3 separate regions of the Mus musculus genome follow, and all the other regions are linked to region 2. Evidence: chromatin loops called from intact Hi-C (ENCODE). Cell type or tissue: left cerebral cortex. All regions are shown on one strand. Links, peaks and the distances in the headings refer to the core of each region. The heading gives the core; the rest is flanking DNA. Region 1 has its middle 21 kb from the start of Gm36419. Region 2 overlaps Atad1 (ATPase family, AAA domain containing 1). Region 3 overlaps Minpp1 (multiple inositol polyphosphate histidine phosphatase 1).

What was found. A loop is a pair of places that touch in the nucleus more often than their neighbours do. Peaks named below come from ENCODE experiments on the same cell type or tissue, not always from the same donor. Only the 100,000 strongest peaks of a DNase experiment are listed, where the experiment ranks them.
Region 1: a loop joins it to region 2, with 3 times the contacts of the local background. A loop is called at or near these places in 16 of 42 quality-filtered maps.
Region 3: it touches region 2 in a loop (3-fold over the local background); 24 of 42 quality-filtered maps call a loop at or near these places.

What each region holds. Positions count from the first base shown.
Region 1 is chr19:32,516,694-32,527,415 of GRCm38, forward strand. No RefSeq gene overlaps it. Among named protein-coding and RNA genes, the nearest start is that of Gm36419, 21 kb to the right of the region's middle. In left cerebral cortex, for the core only: a CTCF peak has its summit at 4,903 (motif pointing right); a DNase peak (open chromatin) is centred at 6,243.
Region 2 is chr19:32,683,732-32,694,453 of GRCm38, forward strand. Atad1 (ATPase family, AAA domain containing 1) reads right to left here. Exons shown (of 10, transcript NM_026487.3): 7 at 3,502-3,591; 8 at 271-321. Among named protein-coding and RNA genes, the nearest start is that of Atad1, 23 kb to the right of the region's middle. In left cerebral cortex, for the core only: CTCF peaks have their summits at 6,237 (motif pointing left) and 7,791 (motif pointing left); DNase peaks (open chromatin) are centred at 4,160 and 6,178.
Region 3 is chr19:32,488,930-32,499,651 of GRCm38, forward strand. It overlaps Minpp1 (multiple inositol polyphosphate histidine phosphatase 1), which reads left to right. Exons shown (of 5, transcript NM_010799.2): 2 at 2,409-2,606; 3 at 4,942-5,039; 4 at 9,455-9,588. Among named protein-coding and RNA genes, the nearest start is that of Minpp1, 8.5 kb to the left of the region's middle. In left cerebral cortex, for the core only: CTCF peaks have their summits at 3,595 (motif pointing right), 4,781 (motif pointing left) and 5,427; DNase peaks (open chromatin) are centred at 4,742 and 6,260; H3K27ac peaks cover 236 bases.

The DNA of each region.
Region 1 (10,722 bases), core at 2,303-7,302, 170 kb before region 2:
CTTCCAACATGGATTGAAGCAATTTCTCGGAACTCATCCATGCCTTCAGCACCGTACTGGGACTGCTCTTAGCCCGAAAAGATACAGGTTAAGCCGGGCGTGGTGGTGCACACCTTTAATCCCAGCACTTGGGAGGTGGGTTTTGAGTTTGACGCCAGCCTAGTCTACAGAGTGAGTTCCAGGACAGCCAGGGCTAGTTCGCATTGGTTATATGCTATTCTAGTATAGTACCACAAATGCACACACTCTGTGCAGACATGATGGAGATTCATTTACCCTTCCTCCAGGATACAAATCCTACAAAGAAGATATGCTTTGAGTGAAATTGGTCCCCATAGACTCATAATTGAATGTTTGGTTACCAGTTAGAGGAAGTGTGTCTCTGGGGGTGGACTTTAAGGTTTCAAAAGCCTACACCCAAGCCTAAGCTCTGTCTCCAACTTTGGTAAGCTCTCAGCTATTGCTCCGGCACCATGCTTGCCTGCCTGCCGCCATGATGGTCGTAGACTAAACCTTCTAAAACTTAAGCAAACACCCAATGAAATGTTTTCTTTTGTAAGCTCCCTTGGTCATGGTGTCTCTTCACACCTTTAAATAGTGTAGATATAAAAATAATGAGCATCTTTCCAATCCTGTTTTACCTAAACGAACATCGTAACATACACTGCAGATCCCAACAAGAGAAGAGCAGTTTGTAGAACCTATGCTTCTCTGGTCCAGTTTTCCGTATTCACTGCCTAGAGTACTCACCATGCCATGCATAACTGAAAATCGTTGGGAGTTAGTTGAAAATGATTTCATAAAAAGGAGTCATAGATTGTGTATTGTTCTTGAGTGAGTGACTCAACTGATGTGAATTTTTTCACAAGGCTTCTTGATCCCCCATCTTTAGTACAAATTAGAATTTTGTATTTTTTTTTTTTTTTTGCATTTGTTTTGTGGATGTACCTTTGTGGTGATTCAGATGGAAACGTCTGCCTATAGGTTCATAAGGAATGGCACTATCAGGAGGAATGGCCCTGTTGGAGCAATACCTTGTTTGAAAAGGGAAGGAAGGCCCTGCGGGTAGACTTTAAGTTGGCAGATACTCAAGCCCCAAGACAGCTTGTGTGTCCGTCGTACATATGAAAATCCAAGGGCAACTTGCTGCAGTGGCTTGGCTACACTCAAGTCTGGGGATAGAGCACAGGTGGCCAGGTTTGAAGGTAGCCACCTGCACCTAATTGGTCCATCCTGTCACCCTGAATTGGTATTTTTAATTCACTAATCCCTTCTGAGTACATTCTCTGTTTGAGTACTACATTTAACCTATGGCCACGTAAAGATAAGTCTACCTTATTTTTTTATCCAAAGGTGTTATCTGAAAAGCGAGTATTCTTGGCGTCCTAGGCTGGCTAAATAACTTGGGATTCTTTGAACACTTGGTGTAATGTCAGAGATTATGAAAGTGTGATAGTAGTTGTTAGATTTCATCATTAACTAGGACTGTAGTTAATGTCAACCACATAAAGACACATGACTCAAATATTTGAGGTTAGAAGGTGTCTTAGTCAGGGTTTCTATTCCTGCACAAACATCATGACCAAGAAACAAGTTGGGGAGGAAAAGGGTTTTATTCGGCTTACACTTCCTTACTGCTGTTCATTACCAAGGAGGTCAGGACTGGAACTCAAGCAGATCAGGAAGCAGGAGCTGATGCAGAGGACATGGAGGGATGTTCCTTACTGGCTTGCCTCACCTGGCTTGCTCAGCTTGCTCTCTTATAGAACCAAGACTACCAGCCCAGAGATGGTCCCACCCACAAGGGGCCTTTCGCCCTTGATCACTAATTGAGAAAATGCCTTACAGTTGTATCTCATGGAGGCATTTCCTCAACTGAAGCTCCTTTCTCGGTGATAACTCCAGCCTGTGTCAAGTTGACACAAAACTAGCCAGTACAGAATGTAAGCAGCCATCCTTCTAAGCCACAACTGCATGTGTGCCTTGTGCTATGCTTTGTTGTTGGTTTTTTTTGATTCTGTGGTCATTTTGAAGTTGCCCACACTCACTTGAAACTACGTATATAATCCTGATCTTAACTATGACACTACAAGCAGAAACAAGCATGGGGATGAAGGAAAGCTTCCTCCTCTCCAGTCATAACCAGCTCACAATTCCAACGAATGCGTCGGAACTCCAGAACAGGTTCGTCCACATCCTTAAAGTTTTGGAGTCAGCACTCGGGAGGCAGAGGCAGAGGCAGAGGCAGGCGGTTTTCTGAGTTCGAGGCCAGCCTGGTCTACAGTGTGAGTTCCAGGACAGCCAGGACTACAGAGAAACCCTGTCTTGAAAAAAAAAAAAAAGTTTTGGAGTTAAATAGCTGAGTCAGAATATTAAGTAGGAAAATTGGTGGTAATTCAGGCAGCTCACTAATGACACTTGGAACTTGGCTGCCTTCTGCCAAACCTAAGCTGAAAATAAGCATTCATTCATTTGCTCTTTGTGGCTATGACCCTGAATTTGTGTCACAGATCACTGAATTGTCTCTTAGCCATTATTCTGATTTTTTCCTTCTGAACACCCGGTACACCTGGAAGCCCTTTTCACTTGCAAGCATCCCACTTACACCCGTTCAACGCTAACATTTATGTGTGAGAGCAGCTGTTTTGTGTGGCAGGCCTGCCACAAGATGAGATTTGTCTTGCTTTTCATGCCTGCCAGTTCGTAACACCACAAACTTTTCTTCACCATCATCTCTTCTTGTGGCCACCAGGCTGCCTTGGAGGCAAATGCCACGTCCTTATCAGGCCACGCTCCAAGACCGTTGCCTGGTTCCTAACTGTGATGAGGAAGCCTGAGTTTGAAGTCACGGATGACCCCTTGATCATTAATTGGGAAAATGCCTTACAGTTGGATCTCATGGAGGCATTTCCTCAACTGAAGCTCCTTTCTCTGTGATACCTCCAGCTGTGTCAAGTTGACACAAAACTAGCCAGTACAGAATGTAAGCAGCCATCCTTCTAAGCCACAGAGCTGGGAAGATGACAAGGATGACCCTTTTTTGGATAACCCTTGTGTGACTGGGAAACTTGTTTGAGTATTTTATTACATTATATGTAAAACAGCCACTGTGGAAAATGAGAGGAGGGCTGGAAGTTTTTTATTTTCTCTAATTTTCTTTCTACCAAGCTCAGTTCTAGTTGTCTTTTCCTTTCCTTTCCCTTTCCCTTTCCCTTTCCCTTTCCCTTTCCCTTTCCCTTTCCCTTTCCCTTTCCCTTTCCCTTTCCCTTTCCCTTTCCCCTTCCCCTTCCCCTTCCTCTTCCCCTTCCTCTTCCCCTTCCTTTCCGTTCCTCTTTCACTTTTTTTTTTTTAAGTTTATTGAGTACACTGTAAGTGAGTGGCAGGCTGGCCAATCACAAGAGTGGGGCCCGTAGCCAATACTGATTGTCTTGTCTGAATGTCAACAGTGTAGAAACTGAGGATGGAGAGATGGCTCATTCTGAACAGCTTGCTGCTCGGTCACGAGGACCTGAGTTCGTATCTGTGGCATCCACGTGAAAGGCCAGGCACAATGGCACACATCTGTAATCCCAGGGCTGTAGAGGCAGAGATGGGTTAGTCCCCAGAGCTCAAGGACCACCTAGCTTCACTGAAACTCTGAGCTCCAAAACGTAATGTGGAAATCAACTGGGGAAGACACTTAATATCAACCTCTGATTTCTACACACCTGAATATGCAGTTGGTGCACACACGAAGCTGTACATACACCTAATGCTTTGAGAAACTTTCAACAAAATAAATATTTGGGAAAAATAATTAGGGCTGTTTGCTTGTTCATTCACTTGGTTGATTTGGTTTGAGTTTTTGTTTGTTTGCTGTTTGAAACAAAGTCCTTCTGTGTATCCCTGGCTAGCCTAATACTCTTTATGTGTAGAGAACTTTTAATCCAGCAACATGGCTGCTCTGGCAAGGGATCACACTCAAAGAGCTTCTAGGTCTCTGTGATCTGGCTGGAATGCAGACACACTTTAGTGCACACCTTTAATCCCTAACAATAAAGGTAAGGTTCGTTTGTAGAAGGAAGCAGCCATGTTTGAAAGTCCTGTCTAACTGGGGGGCAGACAAAGTGACAAATCAGAAAAAGATTTGACAGAATGAGTCAGAGATAGGATACGCCCAACTCGCACCAGCACAGGAGAGGCTATGGAAGGGGGGGGGGAGGGCTGGAGGAGAGAGGTGGTGTGTGTGTATGACAGTTTTACAAAGGCAGGTTGCAGAGAGATCAAGCTAGACACAAGTGAAAACAGAATGAGCCAGAAAATGAGAATGAGCCAGAAGATTAGAACAGATTGCTGATGTTAGTATGAGGCCAAGCAGAGCAATTCAGGGAGACACAGAGAGAAGCCAGATTGAGTCAGTCAACTTGGTAGATCAGATTATACGAAGGCTAAGAGCTTCTAGGCCTAGCCTAGGCATAGTTAGAACAGAGGAAGAAATGCTCTGGGCTCAGCCCAAGCCATGGATTTGCACAGCTTGGGCGTAGCTCTCATCTCATCACTTCCACTGAGGAAATAAAACAGACATTTACAGTTATGTGGTTAGGTTGGCCTCAGATGCTTAGCAGTCCTCCTGTCTCAGCCTCTCAGTGTTAGGATGATAGGCCTCTTTCTGCCCAAGAAATGTTTATGCAATCCCAGAATATAAGTTTATAATATATGTATACAAATCGAACATTTGGTGATAAGAAACAGTTGTTTGGTAAACATATAATTCTACATTTTATTTAAAAAAAACAAGTTTACATACTATTAAGATAAGTGTGCTTTTTAAAAAGAGCAGCAGTACTTTCTTTTAAAAAAAAGATAGATTTATTTATTATGTATACAGTATTCTGCCTAAATATATGCCTGCTCACCAGAAGAGGGCAGCAAATCTCATTATAGATGTTTTTGAGCCACCATGTGTTTGCTGGGAATTGAACTCAGGACCTCTGGAAGAGCAGTCAGTGCTCTTAACCACTGAGCCATCTCTCCAGCCCGTGTGTGCTTATTTTTACTTAATTAAAATCATGGTCGAATGCTTGATACTGCAGAATGTAGGACATCTTCAACATTTCTCAGAGTTAATCAGTGCTTTGAATAATCTATACGGAGAACTCTGCTTTGCATAAATACATAGCAAAGAATGGTAGTGGCAATTTTTAAGGTAACTTCAGAAATAGTTGGAATTTCTATCCTAATCCCAAGCCAAACTTCACAGCTATCTCTTACGAAATGTAGGTCAACAACTCAGAAACAGCAATTCTTAAAATCAAACTTACTTTCTTTCTCTCTCTCTCTCTCTCTCTCTCTCTCTTTTTTTTTTTTTTTTTTTTTTTTTTTTTTAGAATGGATCAATTTGCATTTTTCCACATACTGGCTGACACTTAAGCCAGCAACATTGGCTGATATGCTGTCTTTTTTTCACTGGATGGTTTTGGCTTCTTTGTCACATATCAAGTGACTATAGGTGTGTGAGTTCAATTGTGGCTCTTTAATTCTATTCCCTTGAACTACCTGTCTCTCTCTGTGTACCAATACCATGTGGTTTTTAGGACTAAAAAAAATCAAACTTTCTAACACAATAAAATCCAAAGATATATGAATTTGATACTTTATATGGTATGGGCAATAGAAAAATGTTCCAAGACTCTGTTTTCCATTAACCCACTATATTAGCGTGCAGTAAAAACTTTATATGTGCAGTAAAAAAACAGAGCAGTTCATACTGCACGTCATGTCTCATGTCTGAACTGAGGTGTTTCGGGCTGTGCCCATTGGTGTTGGATGGCGTCGCATGATACACAGTCCTTGTGTGTGCTCAGAACCAGGGCTGCAGAAAGGCAAGAAAGGCAAGAGTACCAGAATCATCCAAGACTTGTTGCACATTTGATTTGTTTATTAATCTTGTTTGTACTTTCAGAAACCTTTTACTATTGCTGATTTGTTTTTGTTTTGTTGTTGTTGTTTTCTTTTGCAACTCTCTCCCCACATTGAATTATGTGACTTCCATATGGTGTAGCAGCCCACAGTGTAAGAAGCTGTGGACTGTCTGAGCGTACATTGGTGAAATCTGTCACCAGACACGGGCAGCTAGGAAAAACCTGTTTGATTCTGAATGCTTTTCTTATCCTTGGGGTCTGTCCACTGGCTTCCCTTCCTTGAGGGAATCTTTCTTTCTCTCACCTTCCTTAGAATGCAGAAGAGTAGGCGTGCTCCCAGAAGCTGTTGATAGTTGGAGATCATGCTGAGGGAGGGTGCCTTCCTGACTGATCTATTTTAGCTGTAGAATAGCAGTGCCCTTATCTAACCAAATACTGTAGGCCGAGGGAAGTCCCTGGATCTCCGTACCATGCTACAGAGTTCAAGGACTCCATCAGCCAGGGCGTTCAAAAGGCAAGATAGAAACAGTTGTCTTTTTCCTGGTCCTGAGCCCAACACAGGACACTCCCAGATGTGCATACAGACCTCGGAGTAGGTGGACTCTACACTGTCTAACCATGTTGCAAGGCTTCAGGTTTTCTAATAAAGAGGGTGAGGTCGCCAGGGTCACACTCAGGAGCTTCTCCAACCTGCTTCTAATTTTGCTTCAGACATCGACCTGCTGGAGGTGAGAAAAATCAGGAAAACCTTTTCAAGCTCCAACTGCTGTTGGCCTCTGTGGTGGGAACGTTTCCTGGAGTGTATTCACCCCAGATAGGACCCTACCCCAGATAGCACTGAAGGAATGTATCAATTTGCATTTTTCCATATACTGGCTGACACTTAAGCCAGCAACATTGGCTGATATGCTGTCTTTTTTTCACTGGATGGTTTTGGCTTCTTTGTCACAGATCAAGTGACCATAGGTGTGTGAGTTCAATTGTGGCTCTTTAATTCTATTCCCTTGAACTACCTGTCTCTCTCTGTGTACCAATACCATGTGGTTTTTAGGACTAAAAAAAATCAAACTTTCCAACACAATAAAATCCAAAGATATACGAATTTGATACTTTATATGGTATGCCACTGTGCCTAGCTTTGTGAACCGGTGAGTTTATCAGGCTTACCTAATGGAATACAGAGGACCCTTAAAACACCAGCATCACTGGAAGTCCCAACCAAGCACGAGTGTAGACCTCTCAAACACTGCAAAGATAGAGGCCCCTTTGCCTAACTGTTTACCGCCTAGTCACCCGAGGTAGCAGTGTGCAGCTGTGTACAGTTGCATGAGGGAACAAGTGCTGCTTAGGAGGTAGGGCGTGGCTGGCCTCCCTGGTAAGTCTCTGAAGCTTTCCCTTCCTCCTATGAATGACTGTGCATAGTCTTGCTGCCATTTCCTGCCAGTACTCAAAGCTGCTGATTCAGATGCTAACGGCCATGCTATGCTCAGAGGACAACATTCCACAGCAGTCTCACTCTTACAAAAAAAAAAGTGCTAAAAGCGTGTCTAGCAGACCTCCACGTTGCTTCAGACACCTCTTTCCACCTCCCAAAATCTCTGATTACTGTGTATGTATGTCATAAGCACTTTCCTAGATGGATACCTGTGTTCATTGGCATTCGCTCAAACACGTGTACAAGAGCCAGTCCTAAGGGAATCATCTCATGTAACGTTATAGCATACCCTAAAATTCTCCTACCCAGCGATAGACGTGGTGTTAGATTATAAATAGGTTCTGTATATTATAGAATAGCACTGGGCGGGGACCATACCTACACCTGAGAAGCCCTGGAGCACAGGAAGATTAAGTTTTCCACTTCATCCTGATACTGCGGTTAGTGCTATGAGGCCCATCTGGCCAGTGAGAAGATGGTGGAAGTTAGTGGTGCTATTTTATATTTCCTATAACACTTTAGGCTCCATCTAAATTGGCTTCAGCTCCCTCGGGACTAGCAGTGGAATTAGGACACGTTTATTTGGGGCTTTGTAGTCTGTTTCCATGATGCAGACTAATTGTGAACTACTGGACTCTCTGACTGCATCCCTGCCATAGAAATGTGTTCCAGATGCTGCTGCCCTTTGCCCCCTGGGGCCACTGGCTGTAATTGCTGAGACCAGGAAGTTGTAAGAAATGGAAGCTAGAAACAACTTAGGATGGGAGCCTCATGTCCAACCTCTTCAGTTTCTCCTGTCTCCCATGCCAGCTGATCGAACCACATGCTTAGTCTAGAAGGTTTTTTTGTTTGTTTGTTTGTTTGTTTTTTAGTTCATCAGGGGGTTGGACAGGCTCTTGATTCTTTTCTCTTAATTACACTCATTTATTTGTTGGGGTAGGAGGTGCATGCCGCTGTGTACTTGTGAAGGTCAGAGGACAACTTGTGGGAATCGGTTCTCTCCATCCGACATGTGGGTCTCCAGGATGGAGCTCATTGTTGGCCATGGAAGCAAGTGCCTTTACTCTCCGAACCATCTTGCTGGTCCAAGTTCATTGATTCTTGTATTAAACCATAACCTAGAATTATATCTGAAGTTTTTCAGAGCAAGGCACATGTACTGGCTGGTTTTGTGTGTCAACTTGACACAGGTTGGAGTTATCACAGAGAAAGGAGCTTCAGTTGAGGAAGTGCCTCCATGAGATCCAGCTGTAAGGCATTTTCTCAATTAGTGATCAAGGGAGAAAGGCCCCTTGTGGGTGGGACCATCTCTGAGCTGGTAGTCTTGGGTTCTATAAGAAAGCAAGTAGGGCAAGGTAGGGGAAGCAAGCCAGTGAGTAACATCCCTCTGTGGCCTCTGCATCTGCTCCTGCTTTCTGACCTGCTTGAGTTCCAGTCCTGACTTCCTTTGGTGATGAACAGCAATTTGGAAGTGTAAGCTGAATAAACCCTTTCCTCCCCAATTTGCATCTTGGTCACGATGATGGTGCAGAAGCAGAAACCCTAAGACAGCACAGCTCACACCTGTTGGAAGTTATTAAAATAAGGTGCAATCTATACCTTGCTGTAATTCCATATAGAGCCAAGTTGCAGCATATGTTTATTGATTTTATTTAAAAAAAAAAGAAAACCCCACCTGTTAGAGCAATAATTGTGACTCTGGCATGAGATTACATACCAGAGGTTAAAAATGCTGTGTGCTCATATGTTTTATGTGCATGCTGTGTATGTGTTAATTAGGTTTTAGCCCCATTTTTTATATGTCCGAAATCTTAGGAGAATTCTCAAAGAAAGAAGATATCTACGTTTGACCTCCATCTCAGTCCTCACTCAGTGACACAGCTGTCATCTATATAGGCCAGACCTCACTGTCCCACTACTGAAACCTGTTGATTCCATAAAGCAGGTGGCTTGAACAGAGAGATGGATGAAAACGTCAGGGCTCTGCCACCAACTTGCCATAAGCTGCCTGTACTGCCTCGTGGCAATGATCTCCATCCTTCCTCGTCCCCATGTAATGGAGTATGCCTTCTGCCTGTTGCAGTAGCTCTGTGAGGGGCAGCAATCACCATACCACCACCCCACTGTTTGACACGAGTAGAGTCTGGTATTCCTGAGGTAACCCTTTCTAAATCTGTATCTTTGTTGCCCTGCTTCCTTCTGGGCAGTCCTCCCATGGGGCCACTTTCCTTTTGCACCCACATTTCAGCCATTTTACCCCCTGCTCCTTCATGGCATGGTCTTACACCCTCTCTCATGGGGAAAATCCTTTCTCCTTCACAGTGTTTCTTGCCCTGGAGAATCCTAAAAGTCCCACTTCTGTCTCCCTGCCCAGCCATTGGTCGTTGGCAGCTTTATTTCACAATCAGAGCCAACTGGGGGCAGGCTTCCTGTAGCCTATGTGTGCGACACTGTAAATGGGTTTCTTGGGTAACACAGTTAGCATGAGCACACAAAGCTGCTATGTACTGCCACCAACAATCTGTGAAAGTGCCATCTAGCTGCCGTTCCACCACCATTTGGTTGCCGTGTCTAACATGGCTCCAAGGACGGACCTGACTGGGTGTGGTGATGGAGTGAAGGAAAGACAGACATACGACGGACAGACACACACAAACAGAAAGCTGGGTTTGGGTGGGAGTTGAACAGAGAGGTAGGGTTATCACATACAGCTGAGAAAGGAGGCTGGGTGAGAACAGGCAGCTGAAGAGCCAAGGGTTGTGTAGACAGCTGAACCAAGGGGCAGGATTAACTAATCTTGGTAAAGAACAGGCTCTTTACAGGAGCAGGGCTCAGGCTATAATTCTCTCAGGGAGAGAAAGCCAGGAGGGACATTTTCTGTACACACCTGTCTACACACACACATGCATGCACACACCACGTACCCCTGAAGGAAAGGCTTTGCCACTTCCCCATTGACCTGAGCCTCTAGGGTCCTTCACTCACAAATTCACACACACTCTTGCTCACACACAGACACTCACCAGAAGGGAAGGCTTTGCCATTTCCCCATAGGTCCGGAGCTCTATGACAACAATACACATCCACTCAGAACTTCACAGGCTCGGGGCTTCCTCTACTCCCTGCATTCGCTACTGCTTCCTCTCCGCCATTCTTGCGGAGGTCTCTCAAGACAGTTGAATTTGCAGTCTTTGATGGCTCATAAAACTGATGCCCTTTCCCAACAGGCATTATTATTGAATATCTTTTGTGATGTGCCAACTGGTTGGTTTCAGTTTAATTATTTGCCTTTATGTATTGACTTGTCCTCTGTTACAACTTTCAGACTTTAATCCATGAGATTCTGGACTATGGCATTGCCGTTAGCCTAGCATGGGGGAGCAGGCT
Region 2 (10,722 bases), core at 3,811-8,810:
ACAAAAAAAACCTCTTTAAAAACTATTCCTACATATGCATAAAATGGTGTGGAAAATGTCACAGTATTTTAATCTGCAGATATATTACTCTTTAAAAACTACATCAAATACATGGTACTTAGAGTTATTTTAACAGTGGAGAGTTTAAGAATAACTAAAATGAAGTTTAAAGTTACATTATTCTCAGAGTCCTTCTTCATTTCTTTCTAAAATGACTTTATAAACAAAAGCATCATATTTTAGGACGAGAATAAACCATTTTCTACTTACATTTTCATTTTTCAAGATGAGCTTTAAAATTGCTTCTCTTTGTTTTAGAGCCTAAAAACCAGAAAATATTCTAATTAGCATTCATTTAAAAAGAATACTGAGCAAGTGATTTTTCTACTGTTTTCCCTTTGTAAATTCCTGGATAACTGATAAAATGGCAGGGTGGTAGAGGTTAAAACAAGGTATCATAAGACACTGGACAGTAACTATCTGTGGGTAGTTCACTCAATGCTGTTTCTTATTCGTGCCTGGAAAATAATACACCCTTAGTATTTATTGAGTAAAAAAAGAAGTACACTAAGATAACAATGTCTTCCCAAAGCTCCTCATGTTTTGACACAGGATGTACCTGTTTTGGAACTTACTATGTAGACCAGGCCGACTCAAGCTTGAAGCAATTTCTCTCCCTCTACCCCACCAGTGCTCAGATTACAGGCATGTACTACTATGCTGGCTAATTTCCTATACAGTCATACAGTTTTCTTTCTTTTTTCTTCTCTTATTAAATTTATCAAAGTTCACCATCGCAAAACTCCTTTTAAGTCAATTTTTAATTGTGCCATTTATTTATTTTAAAATTTAGCATTCTAAAGTAACTTTTTTCATTATGGCATTTCATAAACGGGCTATTTTCACTAACAATTAGAGGACATGATTAATACACTTCAGTAAAATATCTGTGCTCATTAACACTCATTAGTGAATGTTTATGTAACTGTTAACGATCTCCCTTCAGTGATCCATGGTACTTTTACATCAGAACAGAAGCCACACTTAATTCACTGTACAGAATTACAGAAAAGCTGCTTATGCTGGAGAGCGCCTCGAACCCCAGCACTTGCAAGGCTCAGGTCATCCTCAACTATACTGTGAAGTCAAGCCAGCCTGGGCTACATGAGAACCTAGCTAAAACAGTAAAAAACAGTAGCAGTAGTAGTAATAATAAATAGGACTATCATATATAAGTAATGATGATAATAAAATAAGAAACATCTTACATAAAAAGATGGATTTTAAATTCGTCATGGATAAATTCATTCTTATTAAGAAAAGATTTTGAACTCACTATAAAATCACATAATAAATGAGACAAAGCTCCGTTGTTTCCATACCTCGGTCTTTCTAACAGAAAGGTTAGATGTGTTAGATGATCACCAACAACTATTTTTCAGTTAATAAGTATTTTACTTGGAGAGGAATTTTAGGATCAGTTTAAATTCTTTGACAATGTAGCTAACACACAAAAGAATTACCCCTAAGATACATTAAATAAAATGAACAATGACAAGATTCCAGCTTGTTTGTTAACAGTATATACATCTAACAAGTTGATGAAACCTACTATAATTCATTTTGATAATGCACACTGTATCATATTGACAGTTTAATAACCAACCCTATTTTTAATACAACAGGTACATCAAAATCCTTAGCTGTCTTTAGAATTACATCTCAATTTTTAATTTTTTAAGTCTTTTAAAAAATATTTATGTTTCGGAGAAGTACAAGTGGAGGTCAGCTTACTTTCTGTAATCTGTTTTCACTTTCCACCTTGTGGGTTCCTGAAACTAGGTCAGCAGGCTTGGCTGCAAGTGCCTTTACCTTTGAGCCATCCTGCCAGTCCTACAACTGAATTTCTGATAAAGATCACTAGTGTTAGTATTCAGAGCCTCGTAGGTAAACAAATGTTCTTTAAATTAGTCTACTATCTTGCCTGGAAACTAGAGAATGTATGTGAAACATACACAGTCCATGTAAACATCGCAGGAGTCTACCTTCCCAGACTGACAGACATCTGTTTTCCTCAGTGCTCTAAGTCAACACAAACCCACCCACTAACTGCTTCCACACTCTCTTATCTTTGCTCATTAGGACTCGAAGGCCTTGCTGGTCTCATTTATCTACCTCATTCTCTGTTGTTCAAAAAGACCTCAGTGATTTATCCGATTAAATGATTTTATGTATGTAGGTATGTGTGTATATGTGTGTGTATGTATGTATATATACATATATATATACATATATATACATACATATATATATATATCCCCAGAAGAACCAGAAGTGTTGGCTCTAGCACACGGCTTAGCAGAGTAAGTGTACAGAGCCCACGACCTTAACCTTAGGAGCCCGTTTTCACTGCATCAACTGAATCTGACAACTGAGAGAATATAACTTCAAGGTTAGAATGGAGTTAGGTTAAAAATTGTAAGATTATAAATGGAGTTATATTTTTATTATAAAATCTGAAAGGATAAACTAAATTCCCTTAAGTGCCTATACATATAATATGCTGCTCATATAGAACACATCACCTGCCATGAGAACCTATTGTTTTCAGTATAAAAGCTGACTAAATTCACAACTGTATAAATTGTTTTCCTCTATAGAAAATATAGGATGTTAAGAAGTTATAACAGCCTATTCGAGGGTAAGGTAGCAAGGAGCTCCTCGCTCCTGTGAACCAGCACTGTGGAGCAGCACTGAGGAGCAGCACTGAGGAGCAGCACTGTGGAGCAGCACTGTGGAGCAGCACTGTGGAGCAGCACTGAGGAGCAGCACTGAGGAGCAGCACTGTGGAGCAGCACTGTGGAGCAGCACTGAGGAGCAGCACTGAGGAGCAGCACTGTGGAGCAGCACTGTGGAGCAGCACTGTGGAGCAACACTGAGGAGCAACACTGTGGAACGTGGGCCTAGAGTCTGAGGTCAGCCTGCGCCTGCGCTCTGTGGTGGGTTTCCTATTAGAGTTCCAGGCTCCAGGGTGCGAATGTGTCAAAACCAAATGGAAGCAGAAGTGGAATGGCATTTTTCTTCATAGCCACAGCACAGTACATTGGTTCTGGAACCACTAACTTCGTAATAATCAATCTCAATTGTTCTAGGCTAAGAATTCAGAAAACAATGATCCTTTAACCTCTAGTTCCCAAATTTAATTCTGTCTTAATCCAAAACGTTAATTCGATTTTCTTCTGTATCTCCCTAAGGTAAACTACTAAAGCCTGTAGGCAATTTTGAGGTACTTATCTACTTCTAGGGGAAAGGGCAGATGCACTGATCTCAGGATAAACTAAGAAAAACAGAAAGGCACCAGAGAGGGCACAGCCTACAGGAGTTCCTTATACCTTTCTTTTCCAGAAATCCAAAAACCAAATGATCCTGTTTGTAAGTCACAGATAAAAGCCTTCTCAGAAGGCAATTACTTCCCTCTTCAATACAATAAAGACTACTCACAGGCTGGTTAATATGAAATCGTGTAGGCATTCTTCGCATTATAGCGGAGTCAAGGTCTTGAGGGCGATTGGTAGCTCCCATTACTATAACCTAAACATATAAAGACAAACGAGGCATTAATTAGCTCTACCGACAATATTTTCTGAGATCATTATCATTGGGAAGTGGCTTTTAAGCTAATCATTTAAGAGAAATTTCATGGTAAACAGCATTAGTCAAATGTTTATAGGTAAAATTGAATTTAATCGTAAGATTAAAATAATCAAACAACTGCATATCTGGAAAGACTGGTGAAAACTCACTGGATTTCTACTAAGATGTCTACTCTTCAGTTATAAGATCCATTATTGCAGAAGTGTAAGTTTCCAAAAACACTGTATTTCACAAATATAATAAGTACCTATACCAATGAATTATAAAAATGTTAATATGCTTTGTATTTTACAAAATATGGTTGGTTATTAAATGACTACATCCTGGGAGTAGGAGTGAAAGGCACCCTTTAAGTCCTTTCACAACGTTATAAAAAAGGCATTTCCCTGGAAGTGTGAGGCTTCTGATGGCAGTTGATTCATTTTAGGTGCTTTCTCTCTGGATTTCACAGCCTCATCTCACTGGACCACCAGCTCCGTGGGTGGTACGCTAAATTTAAACCTTACAGGATTTAACTTCAAATGAAAGCTGGGAACCAAAGCAAGCATGAAACTCTGACAAGGGCTATGGTGGCTCGCAGAGGGCTGCTTGCCCAGCATGTAAGAGGCTCTGTGCTCACCCCAACCCTCAGAGACAACAGAAGCTCTGAAAGGAGGGGGAAAGAAAACTTCTAAAACATCGGGGATGGTGGAATTACAGGGCTGGAAATGGAGAGGAGCCTAAGGAAAAAAAAGGTCCAGCAACAGGCCCAATGTGGGATCCAGCTCAAGGGAAGGCCCCAAGGCCTGATACTATTACTGAAGCTATAGAACGCTCACAAAAAGGGACCTATCATGACTGCCCTCCAAAAGATCCAACAAGCAGCTGAAAAGTCAGATGCAGATTTGCACCCAACCAATGGACAGAGCAGCTGACCCCTGTTGTTGAATTAGGGAAGGCTGAAAGAAGCTGAGGAGGAGGGTGACCCTATAGGAGGACCAGCAGTCTCTATCTGGGCCCCTGAGATCTCTTAAACACTGGACCACCAACCAGGCAGCATACACCAGCTGATATGAGTGAGGCCCCCAACACACATACAGTAGACTTCTTCCAGGTCTGTGTTCATTCAGAGATAAAGCACCTAGCCCTCCAGAGACTAGAGGCCCAGGGAGTTTAGAGGTCAGGTGGGGTGGGGGTGGGGGCATCCACGTGGAGACGGGGTGGGATGGGGAGGAGATATGGGATGGGGAGGGGCGGAGAATGAAACATGGAGTATAAAAAATGAATTACAGATAAATTTTTTTTAAAAAAGGAAAAATTCTAAAGGAGAAAATATGCTATCAGTCCTACCAACTTCTGAGTCTATTAGTTACCTTTTAAAAAATACAGAAATGGCCGGGCGAGGTGGCACACGCCTTTAATCCCAGCACTCGGGAAGCAAAGGCAGGTGGATTTCTGAATTCGAGGCCAGCCTGGTCTACAAAGTGAGCTCCAGGACAGCCAGGGCTACACAGAGAAACCCTGTCTCGAAAAACCAAAAAAAAAATAAAACAAAATAAAATAAAAAATACAGAAATGAAAACAACTTTAGAGGTTGGAGAGATTGCTCAGTGGTTAAGAGAACTGGCTGCTCTTCAAGAGGATCTGAGTTCAGTTCCCAGTATACACATGGCACCTCGAAACTGTCTGCAGCTCCAGTTCCAGGGAATCTGACACCCTCACACAGACACACATGCAGGCAAAATACCAATGCACAATTTTAAAAAATTAAAAAGAAAAACAATTTTTAAAAATCAACAAAAATAAAAACAAAGATGTTCTAAAGAAGGAAAGGTCTTGGCTTGTTTTTTTGAAACAGGGTATCGGGCTGGTGAGATGGCTCAGTGGTTAAGAGCACCCGACTGCTCTTCCAAAGGTCCAGAGTTCAAATCCCAGCAACCACATGGTGGCTCACAACCATCCGTAATGAGATCTGACTCCCTCTTCTGGTGTGTCTGAAGACAGCTACAATGTACTTACATATAATAATAAATAAATCTTTAAAAAAAAAAAAAAGAAAGAAACAGGGTGTCATTATGCAGTGCTGTCTGCCTTGGAATTCTAGCCTCACACTCACATCACAGCTCTGCCCGCCTCTAGTCCTCAGTGCTTAGGTAAGACACTTGTCACCACACTTGGTGACAATTTCATAAGGATATAAATAACCTAACGGCAGATATACCTGCTATATACAAACATAATATTATTATATAGGAATATACTTATCTAGAATCACTAGTACTATTTCTGCCTGACAGTTTTAGATTTCTCAAATAACTCTAAAGTAAATTAAACTATCTACCAAATTTTATATTCTAGTTTTGCTTTTTTTTTTTTTTTTTTTTTTGGTTTTTCAAGACAGGGTTTCTCTGTAAAGCCCTGGCTGTCCTGCAACTTACTTTGTAGACCAGGCTGGCCTCGAACTCAGAAATATGCCTGCCTCTACCTCCCGAGTGCTGTAATTAAAGGCGTGCACCACCACGCCCGGCCTATTTTTACTCTTTACATGTAATGATATTTAAAATTACAGGGTAAAATTATTGTTAATTAGCCAAGTCTGCCATCTAGAGGGGACAAATGTAAGTACAAATACATATTTAAATTCCACGACATTATGCAAGTCTGTATATGGATCAAGTGGTCCTAAAACAAAATCTTACCACTCTGATTCTTTTATTTTTATTTTCTACATTTTGTTTGATTAAAGTAATAAATTTAAAATGTCTACCAAATGTAAAAGATGGGTAAAAGTGACTAAATGAGCTATTAATCGAATAAGGGAAAAAGTACAAGTTCATGTTAGTGTGCGCCTTTAATCCCAGCACAAAAAGACAAGCAGATCCCTGAGTTAAGTCCAGCATTGTGTACATAGTGAATTTCAGACCAATCAGGGTTACAGAGTAAGACCCCTCCTCGTTCAAAACAAAAAAAGTACAAGGGTATTTTGATATACTGTTAGGAGGAATGTGAACTAATATTGAACAAAGCTTGTTGAAAACTGCAAAAACCACAAAAAGCACCGTGTGTATCTACAGCAATGCTCTAAAAAGTAGACACAAAAAAATAAATAAAAAGTAGACACAAAAAAATAAATAAATAAAAAGTAGACACAAAAGCAAAACCTTAAAAAAAGTGTGCTAAGGGAACTGGAGAGATGGCTCAACAGTTAAGAGAACTGGCTACTCTGTATACAGAGTACTCATATATATAAAAATACATAAATCTCTAAAAAGCCAGCAAACCTAACATTACACTTCAAATCTTTATTTATGAAGATACTGAAAACACCATTATTCTTTATGTCTCACTTCTCTAAGAAGGAAGACTGTATCATTAGTTGCTAAGGTGCCAGCTGTCATGACAGGCTTCATCCACCACTTACTGTTGTTTCTTTTATGATGATACGTTTGCCAGAAAGAATCTAACGTCCAAGCATTATCTATCAACAGTCTTTGAAAACATAATCTGAAAGAAAAACTGTTTCCCAAAAAAGTAAAATACATTTAAAACTGATTCAATGGGCTGGAGAGATGGCTCAGCAGTTAAGAGCACTGACTGCTCTTACAGAGGTCCTGAGTTCAATTTCCAGCAACTACATGGTGGCTCACAACCATCTGTAATGGGGCCTGGTGTCCTCTTCTGGTGTGTCTGAAGAGAGCAATGGCGGTGTACTCATATGTATAAGATAAATAAATCTTAAAAAAAAATTAAAAAACCTCTGACTCATGATTATAAATATAAATTTTAACCTTTTCTACATACAAAAAAAGAAAAATAGCAACACTATCATTCCCTTCTTCAAGCCAAAACACATATTAATGAAATAGCAATTGTTATTTGTGGGGGAAAAAATTGTGGTTTTGCAAACCAAAATGCCACACACTGTTGAGGAGCTAGCTCCCCATGAATGGCTAGAGTCTCCTCCACTGCCTCTATACTGTACAGTCTGCTGTGAAGAAGGCATAATCCTAATACATCTTCTTGCACATGGCCTAACTGTCCAACCACTCAAACACATTAAACATTATTATTGGGGGCTGGAGAGATGGCTCAGTGGTTAAGAGAACCAACGGCTCTTCTGAAGGTCGTGAGTTCAAATTCCAGCAACCACATGGTGGCTCACAACCATCCGTAAAAAGATCTGATGCCCTCTTCTGGGGTATCTGAAAACAGCTACAGTGTACCATATAATAAATAAAGACATCTTTAGAAAACAAAAACAAAAACAAAAACAAAAACAAAACATTATTATTTAGGAAATTAATTTTGGGCAGTTTGTAAGGTATTTCCATTAATAAACCTTACACTTTATTTTACTGAGTTTCTGTGTAGCCTTTGCTGACAGGGAGCTCACTATACAGACAGACTAGACCTCCAACATATAAAGATCCACTTGTGTTAGCCTCCAAGGAGTGAGATTAAAGACATGTGTCACCATACCTGGCTTATTTCTAAGACAGGGTCTTACTATACAGACATGACTGACCTACGCTCACTAAGTAAATCAGGCAGGTATCACACTGCAATGGCTCTCGTACCAACATTCTACAAGCTGAGGTTACAGGCATGCACCACTGGTCTACACCAATCTTATATATTCATTAAAGCCAACTATTAACAGGAAATGTTCCATAAGTGTCACCCTCATTTATAATGTGGTTTCTTCTCTAACCATTATACTAACTAAAGGCTGTTCCCCTCATCATAAAACTGTATTTCAAAGAGGTGATGAAAAGGACACATTCTCATTTTCTGGAGAATAATATGAGTTCTGAATCTGAGTTCCAATTTATGGTACTAGGATGACATCAAGAGACTCACTTGTATGATGTGTACATCAGACACTCTACAGGTTAGGGAAACTTATGAGAAATGGCTATAGAAAGCCTGGGCTCTTGGGTAGCAACCCAATGTGCAGAGCCAGTGAAGGGTTCAGCAGTGAGCAGGCTACACCCAGCCTGAGGTCCTGAGTTAGGATCCTGGTGCCCTCACAGAAGGGGAGAACCAACGGCTTCAAGGTGTCTTCTGCCTGACTGCCACAAGCACGCTGCACCATGGAGACTCTCCCACGCTAAGGGTTTTTTATTTTATTTTAAATTAAAAACACAAGCTGGGCGGTGGTGGCGCATGCCTTTAATCCCAGCACTTGGGAGGCAGAGGCAGGCGGATTTCTGAGTTTGAGGCCAGCCTGGTCTACAGAGTGAGTTTCAGGACAGCCAGGGCTACACAGAGAAACCCTGTCTCGAAAAAACAAAAAAAAAAAAAAAACAAAAAACAACAAAAATTAAAAACACAAATATACAATATACATAATCACTAAGACTTCATAAGTCACAACTAAGTAACATGGATAAATCACTTGTACTAAAAGGAAATATGTGGTGCCATGTGTCTGCAATTCCTGTGCTCAGGAGAGAAAGGATTTAAAGTTCAAAGCCAATCTAGATGACAAAGATGACATCTTGACTTTACAGTAGTTCTTTCCCTTCCACTGAATCTATATCTAGCATTAAGGAGATTTATTAGCATTCTATTGTATGTAAAGCCATCAAAGTAGGTGATCTTTTTCTTGCTCTTTTATTTTTATATTGCAATGCTGAGGACTAAACTCAGGGCATGCTAGGTAAACACTTGACTACTACATCCCTAACCCTTGACTTTCCCAGATAGGCTTCACAGATAGCACCGGCTGCTCTGCTATTGGGAATCTCCGTGTCAGCTTCCTAAACATTACAATTACAGGCTAGTGGGTCTATACCAGCCAGTTTTGTTTTGTTTTAAAGATTGATTTATTTTATATGTGTGAGTACACTGTAGCTGTCTTCAGACACACCAGAAGAGGCATCAGAACCTATTACAGATGGTTGTGAGCCACCATGTGGTTGCTGGGAATTGAACTCAGAACCTCTGGAAGAATTCTTAACAGCTGAGTCATCTCTCCAGCTCTTTGTTTTGTTTTGAGGCAGGATCTCACCACATAACCCAGGCTAGCTGTAACTTTTGAAATCCTCCTGCTCCTACCTTTCCAGAGCTGGAATTACAGGTAAATGCCCCAACACTCAGCCTATCTCTTGTGAAAATGAAATCAGCAATGATCATTTACTAAATTTGTCTGTTAAAAATACATTGTTTGTTAGAGTAACTGTATTTCTTTTGTGTGCATGAATGTTTTGTGTGAATGCACTCATACGTACTGCTTTGCATCCCTATTGAACCCACTAGAACTGGACTTTCTTGTGGTTATAAGACACCATGTGGTGTGTGTGTGTGTAGGGGTGGTTCTGATGCTAAGGTCCTGTTCCCCAATTGGTTCTTGATCTAGCAGTAAAGAAGCCATGGCTGCCAGGCAGTTGTGTCACACACCTGTCACACTCCCAGCACTTGGAAGGCAGAGGCAGGTGGATTTCTGAGTTCCAGGCCAGCCTGGTCTACAGAGTGAGTTCCAGGACAGTCAGGGCTACACAGAGAAACCCTGTCTCAAGAGGAAAAGAAAAAAGAAAAAAAAAAAAGCCATGGGCCAATTGCTGGGCAGAAGGAATAGGTGAATTTCCAGGTCCCTGCAGGAAGAGACAGATGCAAGGAAAGAGTTCTCCATGCTTTTGAGGGAGAAAAGGTAGCCAGCCATTCGAGATCTTGAACAGAGCGGTTGGTGGCTCGTGGCTGCTCCTACAGGTGGGAGGTAGGGAATGTTTAGCTGGGACTAGATGTAACTGAACAACTAAAGTTGAGGGCAGGTGGAAAGATGCAGAGCTTCTCCAGGCAGGAGATAAGTAGCGCCCAGCAATTGTGCCAAAAAGGCAAGTTGAAATTAAACAACTGTGTGTGTCTGTGTTTTTTATCCCTGGATTCAAGAGAAGCTGGGTGGGGGCTGGTAGAGCAGCCCGTTCCTGGAGCTTAGGTGCATGAGTCAGTGTGGATGCTGGAAACTGAACCTGGGTCCTCTGCAAGAACAGCCAGTACTCTTACCTGTTAAAGCATCTCTTCTCCCCTAATGTTATAATTTGTTTTTCAAGAATAGTTTATTTGAGGAAAAAGAAAAAGGTTAACTAG
Region 3 (10,722 bases), core at 2,322-7,321, 200 kb before region 2:
GGAATATATTTACATATATATTTGTATTTTTGCACATATATCCAACATAACATGGTCTAGCTTGGTTTTCCATGTTCAGACACAGAAACAATAGTGTTCTTTTCCTCCTGGAAGAATGACAATGGCAACATTTGGAGTATACTTTGGAAAAGGCCCCAACAGTTGAAGCATGGTAATGAAAGCTTTTCCAATTAGTATTTGTTGCCAACTTGTGAAAATAGTGTAACTTAGTAAATGCTAACCAGGAAACTGGCTGAGAGCTTCAGGCAGGTGAGCCTACCAGAGGCAAGCCTCTGGCTTCTGAAATGAAACAGCAGACCCAAAATATTAATGTTGCTTTGCTGGGTTTTGTAGTTTATGTCAAAACAGAATATTTCGTAAAGTAAGGCAGTTTGGAAAAGTTAGCTGAGAAAAGGAAATGCTCTTCTTGGAGTTTTGCTCAGCGAAATCTGGAAAGTAAGGAAATACTCTTCTTTTTTTTTTTTTTTTTTTTTTTTTTTTTTGCTTTTTTTTGGTTGTTTGTTTTGTTTGTTTTTCGAGACAGGGTTTCGCTATGTAGCCCAGGCTGTCCTGGAAGTCACTCTGTAGACCAAGCTGGCCTTGAACTCAGAAATCTGTCTGCCTCTGCCTCCCAAGTGCTGGCACTAAAGGCGTGCGTCAAGACGCCCAGCCAAGGAAACACTCTTCTTGGAGTTTTGCTCAGCGAAATCTGGAAAGTGCTGGTTTTAGTTTGCTTCCTTAGCCAGTGCTGGAAGGAAACAGTACTTAGTAATGCAAGACCCCCCCCCCCCATGCTGGGCCTCCACTCAAGTCCCGGGATGAGCTGGCCAACATCCCTGATGCAAACTAGCTGAGGCCGAACCCCTTGCAGGGCAGGGGAGTTCGACCCTGAGCGGTGACAGTAAGGGGCTTTTTTTTTTTTTTTTTTTTTTTTTTATGAATTTTTCTTTCTTTTTTTTTTTTTTTTTCCCATTTTTTATTAGGTATTTAACTCATTTACATTTCCAATGCTATACCAAAAGTCCCCCATATCCACCCACCCCCACTCCCCTGCCCACCCACTCCCCCTTTTTGGCCCTGGTATTCCCCTGTACTGGGGCATATAAAGTTTGCAAGTCCAATGGGCCTCTCTTTCCAGTGATGGCCGACTAGGCCATCTTTTGATATATATGCAGCTAGAGTCAAGAGCTCCGGGGTACTGGTTAGCTCATAATGTTGTTCCACCTATAGGGTTGCAGATCCCTTTAGCTCCTTGGCTACTTTCTCTAGCTCCTCCATTGGGAGCCCTATGATCCATCCATTAGCTGACTGTGAGCATCCACTTCTGTGTTTGCTGGGCCCCGGCATAGTCTCACAAGAGACAGCTACATCTGCGTCCTTTCAATAAAATCTTGCTAGTGTATGCAATGGTGTCAGCGTTTGGATGCTGATTATGGGGTGGATCCCTGGCTATGGCAGTCTCTACATGGTCCATCAGTAAGGGGCTTTTAACAGCTAGCTGAGGAATTGGGAGGAGTTGGGAGGAGAGTTGGGAGGAGTTGGGAAGAGAGTTCTTCTCTTTCAGGTGTCCTTGGTGAAATTTACAAGGCAGGAGTGGGGAGTGAGCTCTTTCTGAATTTTTATCTCCCATGTCCTCAGCACAGGAAGGCAGGCATCTCTGGTTGTAAAGTATAGAAACAAAAAGGCTTTTGCTGGCTATAGAGAACAAAGAGCTTCCTTCTAGCTGTATTTTTAGAGATCAGGGAAAACAAGCTTGGGGAACGTCCAGGGGCTTTACCTTCCAGGGAGAAACGCTCTAAGTCCGGGTCTCACAGTAACAGGTTTGCATTTTCATGCTTTCCTGTTACTCTTGTTGCAAGAAAATATTTATTTTATGTAAATTATTTCCTTGTATAGCATTGCTTTAAGTCATTTTCAGTCTACTTTTTAAAAGTCTTTTCTAGCATATCCGCTGGTACATTATAATTGTTATAAATGAAGAAGCTGGGCTAGGGATGTAGTGGGTAGAGAGTTGGCCTAGCATACAAAGGCCCTGAGTTTGAGCCCCAATCCCCCCCCCCCCAAAAAAATGCATGGAGCAAAACATGATTCTCTTTGGGGCTGAGGAGATGACTGTGGGGTTAAGAGAGATTATTGCTCTTACAGAGGACGAAAGTTCGAGTCCCAGTACCCCTGTCAGGCAGCTCACATCCACCTAACTCCAGCTCCCCAGAATCTGACTTCCTCTCCTGGCTCCACTGGCCACTGTACCATGCTCTTGATCAATGCTTGTTTCAGTTTTGGTTTCTTTCCTCCCAGACACAGCTTAATCATTTGTTAAATGTTTCCTTTTTACCCTTTACATTTTCAGTGACTGGAAATTGTAACTTATGCCTGTGACTTACATATGTGTGCTCTTTTCACTTCAGATATGGAGTGTGGCCCTCCAAGAATTAATGATAAACTAATGAGGTTCTTCGATCATTGTGAGAAGTTCTTAACTGATGTGGAAAGAAACGAGACGGCTCTTTATCATGTGGAAGCTTTCAAAACTGGACCAGAAATGCAGAAGGTCTTAAAGAAAGTTGCAGCTACTCTGCAAGTGCCAATGAACAGTTTAAATGCAGGTAATATTCATGCTGTGTTTCCCTTACATTCTGTTTTAAGTAGTTTGGAGGTGTTAAATGTAAAACAAGCCAAAAAAAAAAAAGTCACTCTTCTTAAGGTCCATAGTTAAATCTATGTTAACTAAATAGTATGTCTTGGGTCAGGAAAATGATATACCGGGCACTTATTTTTATTTTCATCTTCTTTAAATCTTTTATAAATTATTATGCAAGGTCCTTAAATGTAGGTTTTTTTTTTTTTATGAGAGCCTCATTTCTAAGTATTACTTATAGTGTAAAAGTTGCCTTTTCTGAATTATCTCTTAGTAAAATAATACAAGTAAAAAAAATCATATACATCCTTTAATTTTGGGAAACTTTAGGACTGCATGTTAATGTGGGAGAATGGTAGGTTTTAGTAAGTGAAAAGTCAAGTGGGGTTTGTAGCTTTGTCTGTAGAGATTCTGAGGGCATGAGGTTCTCTCTTGAACTGCTGTAGTGGAGTGCTTGCCTGGAGCTTGCCATCTGTAGGGGACGCTTTGGAGAGTGGAAGCAGATGGCCGTAAGAGGAAACATGGTCACCTAGCAATGGAAAATTAAGAAAATGAAGTGTTTTCTTATTTTCTAGAACTTTACAACTTATTGGATATTGGTAAATACTAGTAGGTAGAGAAGAGATATTGTGTCTCCTACTGTGGATTAGTTTCTAAGATATTAGAAGAACGCATTGGAGGGAGGGAAAGGTTGAAATCTCCCGGGCCTGGCTTGGTGATGTGTCTTCTGTTTGTTTTGTCATTCGTTTCTGGATATAGATACACCACTTCCTAGTCTGAGAGCTAAGACTGAGACTCTAAATGAGCCATGTCATGGCATCAGACATGCGCAGTATCAACATGCCACACTGACTTATTACGTGTTGGGAAACATTTCCAATAGCTTTTATGTCTATTCCTAGAGAAATACATTTTTATGTATGTGAGTACACTGTAGCTGTCTTCAGACACACCAGAAGAGGGCATCAGACCCCATTACAGATGGTTGTGAGCCACCATGTGGTTGTTGTGGATTGAGCTCAGGACATCTGGAAAAGCACTCAGTGCTCTTAACAACTAAGCCATCTCTCCAGCTCCCTTTTAAAAGATTTTTATGTGTGTTTGAGTGTGCGTGTGTCTGTTTTGTGTGTGTGCATGCACATATATAACTACATGTGTTGCCTGGTGCCTATGGAGGCCAGAGGAGGAGGTCAGATCCTCTGGAACTGGTTACAGAGCATTGTGAGCTGCTGTGTGGGTGCTGGGAGTAGAACTTGGATCTTCTGTAAGAGCAGCCAGGGTTTTTAATTGCTGATCCATCTTTCTAACCCCAAAGTGTATTTGTTGTTGTTGTTAAATATTTACCTCAGACATTCTTTAAACTGAACTGATATGGAATGCATATAGTATCAATTAATTAATGTTGGTCCCATTTCCTTTGGGAAAGAAAAAACAAACAGTAAAATGAACTGGAGTAATGCTAGCACCCCTGCAGTTTGCACCTCATCTCTTCTCTCCATCATTAAGTGTTACCCACTTGTTTACCAGAGAACACAGTGCTTGGCTGGTGTTGACCAAGGCCTCCTTTAGAAGCCCAAGTACTCAATGACCTATCCCTTCTTTTAGTACCCATTTGTGCCTAAGTAAAGCAGTTAGCAGTGTAAAAACCCCTGGTTCCTTTTTCTGAAACCTGCTGTGATTTCTTGGGCAGCTAAGTTTGAAAAGCGACCATTCGTTCCCTCCTTGCTGTTTGAGGTTGTCCTTTCCTGTGTTCTGCTTGGAGTCAGCGTCTTTCTCCCGCCCCTTCACTCTCTTCTTCCGTCTCAATCTTCCATGGTGTCTCTGGTTATGTACCTAATAGTTATAATGTGAACTATTGTGTAGTTTTAAAAACTGATAATAAATATACTTTATCGTTATTAATGTTCAAGTTGGGAACTAAACAAGACCTTGGCTCTCCTTTTCTCCCTCTGAAGTTATCAATATCAAGTTCTATTTAATAAGCCGTTGGGCTAACCCTCTGTTGGGTTTCCTAGGCAGCCTGCACTTAGCAACCAACTAGTTCTAAAAACTAAAACAGTTTCCATTTCCAGAGGGCTGCGTAGTCTCATTGGATTGAAGTGTCTCCCACACGGTCCCCTCTAGTGGTGCAGCTGGCTGTTGGCATCATGCAGGCCAGGCTTTGATCCTCCGTCGTCTCTTCTCCAGAAACTCCGTTTTTTCAGCTGTGCGTTTAACTATGCACGTAACCTTTTATGGGTCTGTAGCCTTTAAAGAACCAAAGAAACTAGTAACTCACACATTTTACCTGTTCTCTTCCCCAGACTTAATTCAGGTAGCTTTTTTCACCTGTTCATTTGACCTGGCAATTAAAGGTGTCCATTCTCCCTGGTGTGATGTGTTTGACGTAGATGATGCAAGGGTAAGTATTTTGTTTATATTTTTTCCTCATGGTTTTTGGTCATTATTTGAATTTTTTCTTATTATTACTTAGAGCAGCTTTTCAGAAAATCGGTAGGATTCGGGTATACAAACTGCCCGGGACTAACTCCCGATATTCCTAAGTAAGGAGAATAAATGCTTAAGTGGGTAAATAATTGGGTTCATGGAACTCAGAAAAATGGTAATTTGATTTCTAAGTGGTGCCCCTCGTCCCAATTAAAAACCGACTGCTTGGACAGGTGGCAGGCTAATATAAAGCTGAGTGGGCTGCAGAGAGAACCATTTTCCACAGACCTGATTCACCCTAAGTAGTTTTCCTGAGAAGCCAGTTCCGATGTTTGACTGAGATGCTGCCTGGTTGCACCTGCTGGTGGCCATGGTTCACTTCAGTTTTCATTTCCTTTGTTTTCACCTGATTATGGACTTTTAAGGACTATAGGAAGACCTCCGATCTTAAGGGACTAAATTCTGTGTGATTCGTGAGTGCTGGGTGTAGAAAGGGAGGGTGGGACAGTGTTCTGGATTGTCCGGGATTATAGACCTCTGGGCCTTAGTTACCTTTACGCATATGTAAATGCCAGTGTTTCATATGGGAACCAAAAATTGCTTCCACATTCTAAAGAAATATACTCCTTGCCAAATAGAGCACGATTTGAAGCCCATGAGCTGCTTTGTTTTGTTTCATAGCGGCTCGGATGAGCAGTAACATGTCAAAGGTCACGCCGCCACGGTTCTTGTACCAGTGTAGGAGGGGCTCACGGGAGAGCTGAGGGGAGTGAAGCATCTCAGTGGATGACCGCTCTAGGGTGCTGAGTGCCGGGGTACACGGGTGTCACGTGTGTCGTTTCTTCCCCTCTGTGCTGAGTCAGTGCTGGGTGATTACTCCCCAGCCCGCAGTGACCTCTTGTACTGGGCTCAGGACTCATTACTTAGAAACTTCCCAGCTTTCCTGCCTTTAATGTGCCCTGTTTTGGATGAACATAGGATTTGTCTTTGGAACCTTGTATTTCATCTGCAGGAGTGTTTTTGTGGAGATAGAACCCAGGGCCGTGATTTCCAGGTGCCCTCCCCTCATTCCAAGTAAAAACCTGCTTCTGGGAGGAAGGATTGTTGAGGCCAGTGTAAAGCCGAGTTACCTCAGGACGGTTTCCCACAGACCTGAGTCTATGGGTTGGGCTGTGACATCTCCGTAGAAGTCACTAACCTTGCTCCCCGCTTCCTTCTGCCCTCTTCTGTTCCTCCTCCCGTCCGCTTTCCGCCCACCCCAGCCAGGTTTCTGTTCTGTATCTGAGCGACAGCACGAGGTGCCTGTCTTCTTTTCCCTGTTTCTCACTTTCATTTCTGGACCTGTGCTCCCTTTAGACGTCTTTCTTCTCCCTCATTCCACCTTTGGCTGGACACTTTTAAAATGAAAAGAACACCATTAATAATGTTACCAGTGTAAGTACAAAGAAATCTCTGGTCACCGTTCCCATGTCAGAACATCTCCTCTCCTCCCTCCTCCTCCTGCACGGGTCCAGGGGGTGATCAGGTGATCAGGAGATCACTTTCAAGATTATAGAAATGATAATTTCTGAAAAAGGAGAAATGTCATTTAACTTGTTTGCCAAGGTTGCCATAGTTGTGGAAATGTTTGGGATGTGATTCAGTTGGCTGCCTGCTTCCTTCCTGTTCTGAGTGGCTCTGCCCATGTGTGGCCCCTAGTAATGACCGACCACACCTACTTCCAGAACACACACCACTTTCCTTGAGGTGGTCATCACCTGCCTCTGCTGACCCTGCCTGTGTGCATCCCTCGACCACCCTTATTAACTTCCTTGTCTTTCAGACATTTTATTCTTGCTTTCTGTACATTGTTTCCTTCCAGCAGGTGATTTCATGCATGGCAAAACCTGACGCCACATCTGTCAAACACCTCAGGGTGCCCCTGGAACTTTTGATGTTAAAGACATCTCTTTTCAGAATTATGTATTTCTTTATTCCTATGAGTCCTCCCTCTTATTTGTTCCAAAATGATAGGGTGAGCACTTGTGCATCCAAACAAGACCATTCTCTTCCATGCCATGGATAGATGACCATTCATATCATGTTTTCAGGCATCACAGTATATATCGTAATCACACCATAGAACGGACATCCCAACACACAATTTTTTACAGGCATCTTAATAAAGCCCTCTATAGTTGCTGTTCTTAAATTCAGAGTCTCTTCAAGGATGTCTGATCCATTTGGTGGTGTGTCGAGACTCCTTCCATCTGGAAAAAGGACTCTAGATTTCTTTCATTTGCTGTGCACTGGCATCCCATAGGAATCTAGGCTTTTTTTTTTTTTTTTCCTGCAGAATATATTGGGTATACCTAAATACATAAGTTCAGATTAAACATTTTTGACAAGAATTCTACTTGAAATCCTTCTAAATGTTTCCCATCATAAAGAATGATGTCAGTTTGTCACATCCTTGATATGTTTGATCACTTGATGAGAATGTTGCCTGCCAGGTTTCTGTGTTGTGGGTTATCCCTTTTGCTTTGTGTGATCAAAGAACTTATGTAAGCAACCATGAGTTAACAATTTGAAATACATGTTCAAATAAATTAAGAGTTTCCTTTTATCCGTAAAAGGCAGTTAGTTAAATATGTCTTGTGGCTACATGACTGGCCCAGTGGTTAAGAGCACTTACAGTGCTTACAGAGGACTCAGATTCGCCCACACTGTGGCTCGCAGCCTTCTTTAACCGTGGGAGATCTAATGCTTCCTCCGGTCTCCAGAGGCACCATTCACGAACACACACATGCACATAACTTTTCGTAATTAAAAAAAAAATTATATAACTCTGTCTTTTAAAGTTCTTTTTTCAGTGATTTGATTAAAAATAACTTTATCTGTTAGCCCTTGGAACTCACACAGTGAGGCAGGTCACACGGTGAAGCACTCACGGATGAATCAGATTGTACCAGGGATTTACCTGAGGCTAATTCACTGCTAACTCGGGCATAGTTGAAACATGATTGACTAAGCGATTCTTGTTGAAGTTGGATGGTGGGTCCACATGAGATTGTTATATATTACTGTAGCATATTTTTGTGTTTGAGATGTTTGAAAGTTAAAGATGATGGCTTGGTGAGATGGCTCAGCTGGTAAAGGTGCTTGATGCCCAACCTGACAGCCTGAGCTGAAGTTGTCCTCTGCCCTCTGCCCTCTGCCCTCTGCCCTCTGCCCTTGACATGCACCAGCCCATACAAAGATGTGCTTCTGTGTGTGTGCAAACACACACACACACATACACACTAAATGTACAGTGCATTTTAAATGAAGAGACAATTACACAGTTCTCAGCACCATGGAGATTTTTGGTTATCTGGGGCCTTGTGGATAGATGGACCCTTTCTGCTGTTATTTAGCCAACAGTTGTTATAGTGGGTGTTTTATGTCCGGTGTTTGCTTACAACTGAAGATTCTGACGTCAGATAAGCACATGGAATAAAAGATGCTAACAATATGCTTGCCTGTGGTGATGGGACAGTTAAGACAGAAGTCTTGTTGGCAGTCAGGCAGGTCTTTATAGAGATTGCAGAACCAGCCACTCCCTGTCACATTGCCTGTTTTTACAGCTCTGCACCATCGTCTGTTGTAAATGTTCCCAGAGTACCGTACTCTGTGGCCAACTTTTGTGTTTAAGATGTTCACATAAAAGTCATTCGCCTTATCCAGATCTGCCATCTGGTAAACCTGTCCCCAGCCTTTTCAACAGCAACTTCTCTTTAGATCTTTGACTCTAGTTATTTGCTTCCTCAGATTTTCTTAAGTCAGTTACGTAACTTATACCTGGCTGTAAGCCTGTTGAATCTGCATCTTCAAGCCTAGTTCATGACATACGTGTGCATAGGGGATTTGTAATGGTCACTTGTCACTGTTTTCATTCCTAATGCTATTGTGTTATCTCCGAGTAGATTAACATACTTTTACCTAGTTGCCTTTATTTTGAAATCTGTGCGTTGTATCTTCCTTCCCCTTTGCTGACTTTGAGGTGTTTGTTTGGGATCCAGCACACTGGTCTAACTCTGTCCTAAACTTTGACTAGCACCAAGATTCTCTAGGAGCTCTTGTCTTAATATTCTCACAAATCTGCATTGACTATAAGTCAGAAGGCGTGGGACAGAGCCCATGGCCCTCATTTCCCATTAGCCCTGGTGCAAAGTTTTGGTGCCACAGGTGTTGGTGGGTGCTGGACCGTGGAGGCCTCAGATGCCCGGGGCGGCAGTTGTAGGCCGTGAGTGCTAAGCTCTGCTGCCTGCTCTCTAATGGAATTAGTGCAACTTCTCTGAGAATTATTAACAGGACTTTGTTACATTTCTGGAACTGTATTAGAATTACTTCTGAAATGTTTCTCTTTAGGTTCTGGAATACTTAAACGACCTGAAACAGTACTGGAAACGAAGCTATGGCTACACCATTAACAGCCGGTCCAGCTGCAACCTATTTCAGGACATTTTTCTACACCTGGACAAAGCAGTGGAGCAGAAGCAAAGGTAAAAGCGTCTTTAAAAACGTGGAGTACAAGCCGGGCGTGGTGGCGCACGCCTTCAGTCCCAGCACTCGGGAGGCAGAGGCAGGCGGATTTCTGAGTTCGAGGGGGCCAGCCTGGTCTACAGAGTGAGTTCCAGGACAGCCAGGGCTACACAGAGAAACCCTGTCTCGAAAAAACAAAAACAAACAAACAAAAAAACCCCGTGGAGTACATCTGGAACTTACTATTTGTAAGCTTCTGGAAAATACCATACAATGCATAATTTTTTTTAAACTATATTTTTATAAAACCTTGATATGGTAATTGATATTAACCAATCAATATATTAGTTTTGTTGCAGTCACACTTGGTATTGTCTCCTGATGATGGTGTTTTCTCTCACATTCCCTTTGTAACAATCACTGCGGCTGCGTGTGCACTGTAGTGTGGGGGCCCTTGCCTTACGTGTGCACTGGCCTTTATCCGCTTCCTGCCGCAGTGGCACATGGCTTCTTTCTAGTTTCTGTTGTAAAATGGCTTCTGCTATGAATATGCAAAAGACTTTTATTTTAAAAGGGAATCTGTCCTTTGAGAAGAATCTTCTGCTAGCATTCCTACTTTTGAACTCACTTTTACAGTATGGCGGGAGGGTACAGTCACTGGTAGAGTGCGTGCCAGGTGTGAGGTCTCCAGCACCAAAAGCAAACAGAAGTTAAAGCTTCGGCTAGAAATGTGTGGTGGGACCTCAACCCTGTTTCATTTGACAGACGTTGACCAAAACGGGGCAACAAAAGCTGGGGATGGTCTGTTTCAGTGTGGTTTGTACTGAGTTTTGTTCATACAGCACTAATTTGTAAAATGTTCTTGGGTTTAACAGGGGTTAGAGGAGGAAAAAAAAAACCTAATAAAACAAAATCCCCAATTAGATTAATTTGGTTTCTGCTACCAGAAACAGTTTTTAACTTATATATGTTTATTTATTTATTGTGTGGACGCCAAGGGACAGCTTGCAGGACTTGATTTTTCTCTTCTACCATATGGGTTCCAGCTATGAAACTTGGGGCTTAGCAGCCAGTTCTGTTATCAGCTAAGCCGGTCTCCTGGTCCAGCCAGAAGCTTCTGGGGGGTGGAGATTTCAAATAAAGATAATACTTAG